Regions from separate parts of the Mus musculus genome. Here region 1 is linked to region 2. A link is a loop called in an ENCODE intact Hi-C map of the cell type or tissue named here. Cell type or tissue: heart. All regions are shown on one strand. Links, peaks and the distances in the headings refer to the core of each region. The heading gives the core; the rest is flanking DNA. Region 1 overlaps Rere (arginine glutamic acid dipeptide (RE) repeats). Region 2 overlaps Rere (arginine glutamic acid dipeptide (RE) repeats).

Region 1 (2,816 bases), core at 15-2,514, 100 kb before region 2:
TAATACCCATATACAATTTTGTAAGATATAAAACCCAACAAAATGTAATAGAAAAGTCAAGAGTTATTCCTGGTTTCCTTGACCACAGTTAGAATGGTTTGGTGCAGGGGACAGAGGTCAGGGCTAGGAGGCTGGCTTTAGGGCAGCCTGAGTTCCAACACAGGGCCGGACTCCCTTCCATTTCACACATTTGCTCTTTGTGCTGCAGCTGAGTTTAGGGCCTTCACATGCTAAGCATGTGCTCTACCACTAAGCTGTACCTTTAGACCATCTCCTTTCTAAAGAGAGTGGTTCTTCAGAGTTCCCTAACTTCAGACCCTGCAACTTCCGGTCTCCCCAGAGGCTGGAATAATAATTCTTTTAAATTATCTTTTTAAGGATCAAAGAGATGGCTCAGTATTTAAGAGCACAGGCTTTTCTTCCAGAAAACCTAAGTTCAGGTCCCAGCATCCACACACACCACTTAGCATCTCACAATTTTCTATCTAGGAGATCTGATACTGTCTTCTGGCCTCCATGGGCACTGCATGCATATAGTACAGACTTATATGCAAGCAGAACACACACACACACACAAAAAAAAAAAAAAGCAAAAACTCTAATTTCTACTTAGCGCTCACCCATACTAACCAGATCTAACAAGATACACAAAACCCTTTTCCTGTCTCAGCCATCATGCTTAAGACAATTAATTGTCTAATAATTAGCCCAGGATGTAACATTTGACTTTCCTATCAACAAACCACATGCCTTTATCTCTACTGTTCCACTTGGTAACTTTAATTATATCCCTAAAATTATGGCTACTGACAATGGTACGGAGTCTGTCTACAATAGAGACCTCTGCACTAAAGAGTCAGGCATGCATTTAAGGTTGGACAGGCAAACACATAGCTGCTCCAAGGCTGCAGTGAAATGTTTCATCAACTGGGTCGTCTGTCTGGAGAACGGCAAAATTGATGAGATACCTTCAGTGAGTTTTAGCCACTCACGAACAGCACTGTGAGCCATGCAAACAAACGGCACACACAGGCGATAAGGAACACCAGCTCAGGGGTCACAGCCAGAGTGTCCGTTTCATAGAAAATGACAGCACTATGTTCAGTAGAACATTAAAAATGAAGCTGCCTGGGTTCAATTCCCAGTGCCTACATGGCAGCTCATTACTGTCTGTTTTCACTCCAGTTCTAAGGGCACAACATCCTCTTCTGGCCTTCTTGGACACACAAAGGGTACAGGCATATATACAGGGAAAACATCTATACACATTAAAACAAGCAAACAAATATTCTCCAAACAACAACAAATCAGCCTGGAAAGGCAGGCACAATGGCATGCACCTATTGCCCCTGTTGCTTAAGAGGCTAAGGCAGGAGGTTTGCTTGACTCAGGACTTCAAAACCATACCAGACAACATAGGGAAGCTCCATTTCAGAAACAAAGCTCCTGACTGAGGTACCAAACCCTGTACTGTATATGAGGCGTGTGTGTGTGTGTGTGTGTGTGTGTGTGTGGCGGTGTATGCCTAGGCGGGAGCAGAAAGACTCAGACAGGGCTCCTGACACCTCCCACTTGGCCTTATCTGTCTGTATTAGTCCAGGCTTCCCAAGTCCCCTAACTGCTGCGGAAGGATAAACCAAAGCTCCCACTGACCTGAGGAAGACTCACCCAGTGTGGCCAGGGATCAGTGCAGGCAGATACCACTTTTATAGTAACGTGCAAAAGAACATAAAATATCCCACAAACGCATGCAGCTGGCTATTCTGAAGGATATGAACTGGAATGCAAAGTCAAGTCAAAGTTTTGCTTCCTATGAATATTTTCCCCAATCTTTCAGCTAGCTGAAAAAAAATTTGAGAGTGGTGGGGGTGGGGAATGTGTGTGTGTTACAAAGGATTCAAACAAATGTTCCCACTGAGCCGAACCCCAGTCCATTCAAAATGTTTTATTTTGAGACAGCCTACAGCTCAGGCTGGTCTAGAACTCACTCTGCATCCCAGACAGGCAGGGACGCTTCCAGCCGCCTTACCCTCCAGAGTGCAAGTATAACCAGGACCCGCTGGTTCACCCTTTTTTCAGGGTATCTTCTAACACACCCTACCTTCTCCTTTGTGCAAAGGAATTTACAGAAAAATATGTGTAAATGCAGATGCTTGCCCTAGGAGGTCAAGTCCCAGGTGGCTTTTAAGAGGAAAAGGGGCCCTGGAGAGAAAGCCTTCACTCCCACAGCAGAGATCACTTTAACACTAGGATGTCTCACTGAAGTTTAAGATTGGGATAAACACACTTCCTTCCACCAACTTCTAGACAGACCTCAGGCTCTGGCAACACCAGTAACCACCACCTTCCATCTTCCTCTACCCGCACACAACTTGACAGAAACCCATTAAACTGTTATGTCTTAATTTACTCTACTCACAAAATGAACTCTGCTCCCGAATAACACATATGTCCATAGGAGAAACTCAGCCCTTCCCAGCAGCAAAAGCAGGCATAGGCAAAGTGGTGTTTCCATTGTTAACACCGGCAAACTGCACAAGAAGCTGTGACAATAACTCTCAGTTCTGCTACATCAGAAGCAGGTGCTACAGGAACCAAAGAAAAGTTAAATGACTTCAGGTTCCCAGACACATTTGGTCATTGCCCTCATTTCCTGACAGAGAAGGAGCCTCAAAAGGGTGCACTCTTTTCTATGCTAATGACTCCCAAAGCCTAGTGGCGACAGGATGGGGCAGGCTGCCAGAAAGATCAAGGTAGGATTACAAAGTGGAATTAAAGGACTGAGGTTTTAGTCCCTTCTCCAAACTTCAGAAAGA
Region 2 (2,816 bases), core at 261-2,760:
TCTTTAGTTCAAATTCTACAATTAAGCATACAAATTTAATGCTTTAGGAATATTTTAAATGTCAGCACTGCTAAACCCTGGCCCAATCAGAGGCCTCTTCAGACAAGATCCCTGTCTCCAGCTAAGACCTTATGAGTCTTCTTCCTTAGAGTCAATACACAGTGAACTTTCCTGTCCCCTAGAAGATGAATCACATTCTTCTATCTTGTAGTGTTTTCTATAGTCCTTACAACTGCACAAAACCTGACTTATGTCTAAATTGTTCCCAACCCTAAAGGGGAGAGGAAATGACAGGCAGCAAGGCAATCCCAAATTTCTCTAATTCCCTGTCTGAGTAAGAATTCCACTGCACAAAATCTGCTAATCCTGATTGGCTCCCTAGTAAACCATAGTCACAGCCCCTACCTGGGCTCTCTCTGCAAACAAGAGGTAAAAACAAACAAAACAAAACAGCTTCACCTGGGTAGAGAGGGCTACTTCATGGTCAGACATCAAGCCACAGGTACCAAACGTGACCTTGTCCACACCTCTGCCTTCTTTGGCAGCAAACCCTTTCCATTTCCACTCTCCTCCTACTCAATGCAAAAAAATCACACAAAATACACATACACCACAGCAAAAACTAACATACAAGAATAAAGAAAAGTATGTGAATCTCAATTTTAACATAGATGTCAATGTTTATAGCCTCTCCAAGCTGGAAAGAGAATTGCCACAAACTCCAAAAAGAAGGCTTTGCTCCTTCAGAAAGAACAGAAGAGAAGCTGATGTGATATGACAGTTCCCTTTGAAAACACACTAAGATGATACAGTTGCAATCGTCATCCACAGCTATCCCCCTCATGTGTCACCTCACAAGAATTATAATTTGCTCTAGCGAACAGGCTCTCAATCAAAACAAGTTCCACCCACCTTCAAAGCAACCAATAGTTGCCCACCTACCACCCTTCCTAAAACAGCCAAACAGATCCATCCTGTGGCCCAGCGATCACCACAAGGCACATGGCTAATGAGGCAGTCTGCAGGTCTGCTCTGCAGGTCTTTAAGACAGACAAGCTCTACAAAATGCACTGGGCAAACCCAGGCTATAATCACACGGAAGAGAGGAAGAGGTGAAGGAAAGGGGTAGAGACATGGATAGAGACTCACAAAGCTTCACACTGTACATTTGCTTAATTCATCTCCTGGTAGACCCCATGCACAGCTCTGATTTTATGCTTCGCAATGCCACCTCTGCATGGCCAGCTGGCAGAATCAAAGGCTTTAGGCACATGCACTATGAATGGCAAGATGATTCATAAACATCTTCAGAAGGAGCTTGAGCAGCAAAGCCAATGTCTTCGAAAGGCCAGGGGAAGATCGCCTACCTGCAGGGGCTGAATGGATCATCCATGACTAACACGGGCTCTCGTGAGTCTAGCTGGATCCCTGCACCTCTACTTACTGCTAAAACTCTGCCCTTTTCTACTCTAAGTACTCAAAATGGAGGCCCATGCAGGCTGAGACCTCACAGAGCTCTCTCTCACTGAGCTTGTGCTATGACCTAAGCCTTCACGCAGAACGCTGAAACTTCCCTCACTCTGACAGGACTGAGCATGTGCTGTGACCCTCCCTCATCCACACACTGTCTCTCCACAACGCAATCAATCTCAACCCTGCTGTTTCCGTAAATAAAGACCAGCCAACAGACTCTGCAGCTTCTCCGAGCACACCAAGCTAGTGTGCAGGGAAGTGGGGCCTTAGAAAGGGGATTCCAGACAGCCAACACCAGGGAACTCCACAAGCCAAGCCAGAAGCGTCCGTCCTCAGGAGACAACAGCAAGTTTTCTTTTGTCTTTTCTATTTTTTAAGTAAGTCAGGTTTTTAAATAACCATGTTTTCAACAAAGAACAAGAACGAGGAAAACAGGTACAAATAACTGCACCTGAAATTAAGCGCAGAAACAGCAGCAGTGCTTAGGAGAAGCAACTAAACACATGTCTTTTTGAAAACGCACTTGACAAAAAGACCAAACAAGCAAGCTAGCCACATAGGTATGGCCACAATGGAGACAGCACTAATACAGCACACAAGGAATGCCATACTTCATGCAAAAAGAACCCCCAAATCTCCAAGTGATTAAATTACAGCATCCTCTAAGGTAATTAATATGAGCCCAGCCAGGTCTCCAAGAATGAACTGAAACAATAAAAACAGCAACAAGGTTCAGATCAAGGATGGGGGGGGGGGGGGGAAATAACCTCAGCAGCAGAGCACTAACCTAGCATGAACCATAATGGTTGGCTGACACTAACCCCCCCTCAGTTAAGTGAACGTGCATGCATATGCCCCTCCCCCCAAATGCCTAAAGACCATCCACTATAAACACCTCAGCATACTTGGAAAAACAAAACAAAACAAAAAAACAACTAACCAACCAACCAACCAACCAACCAAACAAACAAACAAAACATTTCAAGTGCCCTGATTCATTCTCGCACAACACTATCTATAAACCTAAATCTATTAAAACTCATTTTGAAAGATTTCTAAAGCCATGTAACAAGTCCATCTCACTACAGCAATACTGAGGACCAAAGTACTCAGTCACCCTGCCCACAGAGCAGCCAAGAGAGGCCCTGGTAAAACCCTGCAGAACAAGCCTGTCTACCCATCCAGCGTTCGCCTCCCACAAAGCACTGTTTATCATTATGAAATAGCAGGTACGCAGGTTACTCCCGCCTGCAAACTAAATGATCTTTACACCACTCAGTTATAACTTAAAGAAACATCACAAAATTCCCTCAAAACATAAAAGATTGGAAAAAAGGACAGGA

The links. Peaks named below come from ENCODE experiments on the same cell type or tissue, not always from the same donor. Only the 100,000 strongest peaks of a DNase experiment are listed, where the experiment ranks them.
Region 1: a loop joins it to region 2, with 2.6 times the contacts of the local background. A loop is called at or near these places in 3 of 42 quality-filtered maps.

The regions. Positions count from the first base shown.
Region 1 is chr4:150,591,029-150,593,844 of GRCm38, reverse strand. All of the region lies in intron 12 of Rere (arginine glutamic acid dipeptide (RE) repeats), which reads right to left. Among named protein-coding and RNA genes, the nearest start is that of Slc45a1, 60 kb to the left of the region's middle. In heart, for the core only: no CTCF peak of the experiment used is centred there; no DNase peak of the experiment used is centred there; H3K27ac peaks cover 293 bases.
Region 2 is chr4:150,487,127-150,489,942 of GRCm38, reverse strand. All of the region lies in intron 7 of Rere (arginine glutamic acid dipeptide (RE) repeats), which reads right to left. Among named protein-coding and RNA genes, the nearest start is that of Gm52709, 21 kb to the right of the region's middle. In heart, for the core only: no CTCF peak of the experiment used is centred there; DNase peaks (open chromatin) are centred at 1,012 and 1,642; H3K4me3 peaks cover 949 bases; H3K27ac peaks cover 1,379 bases.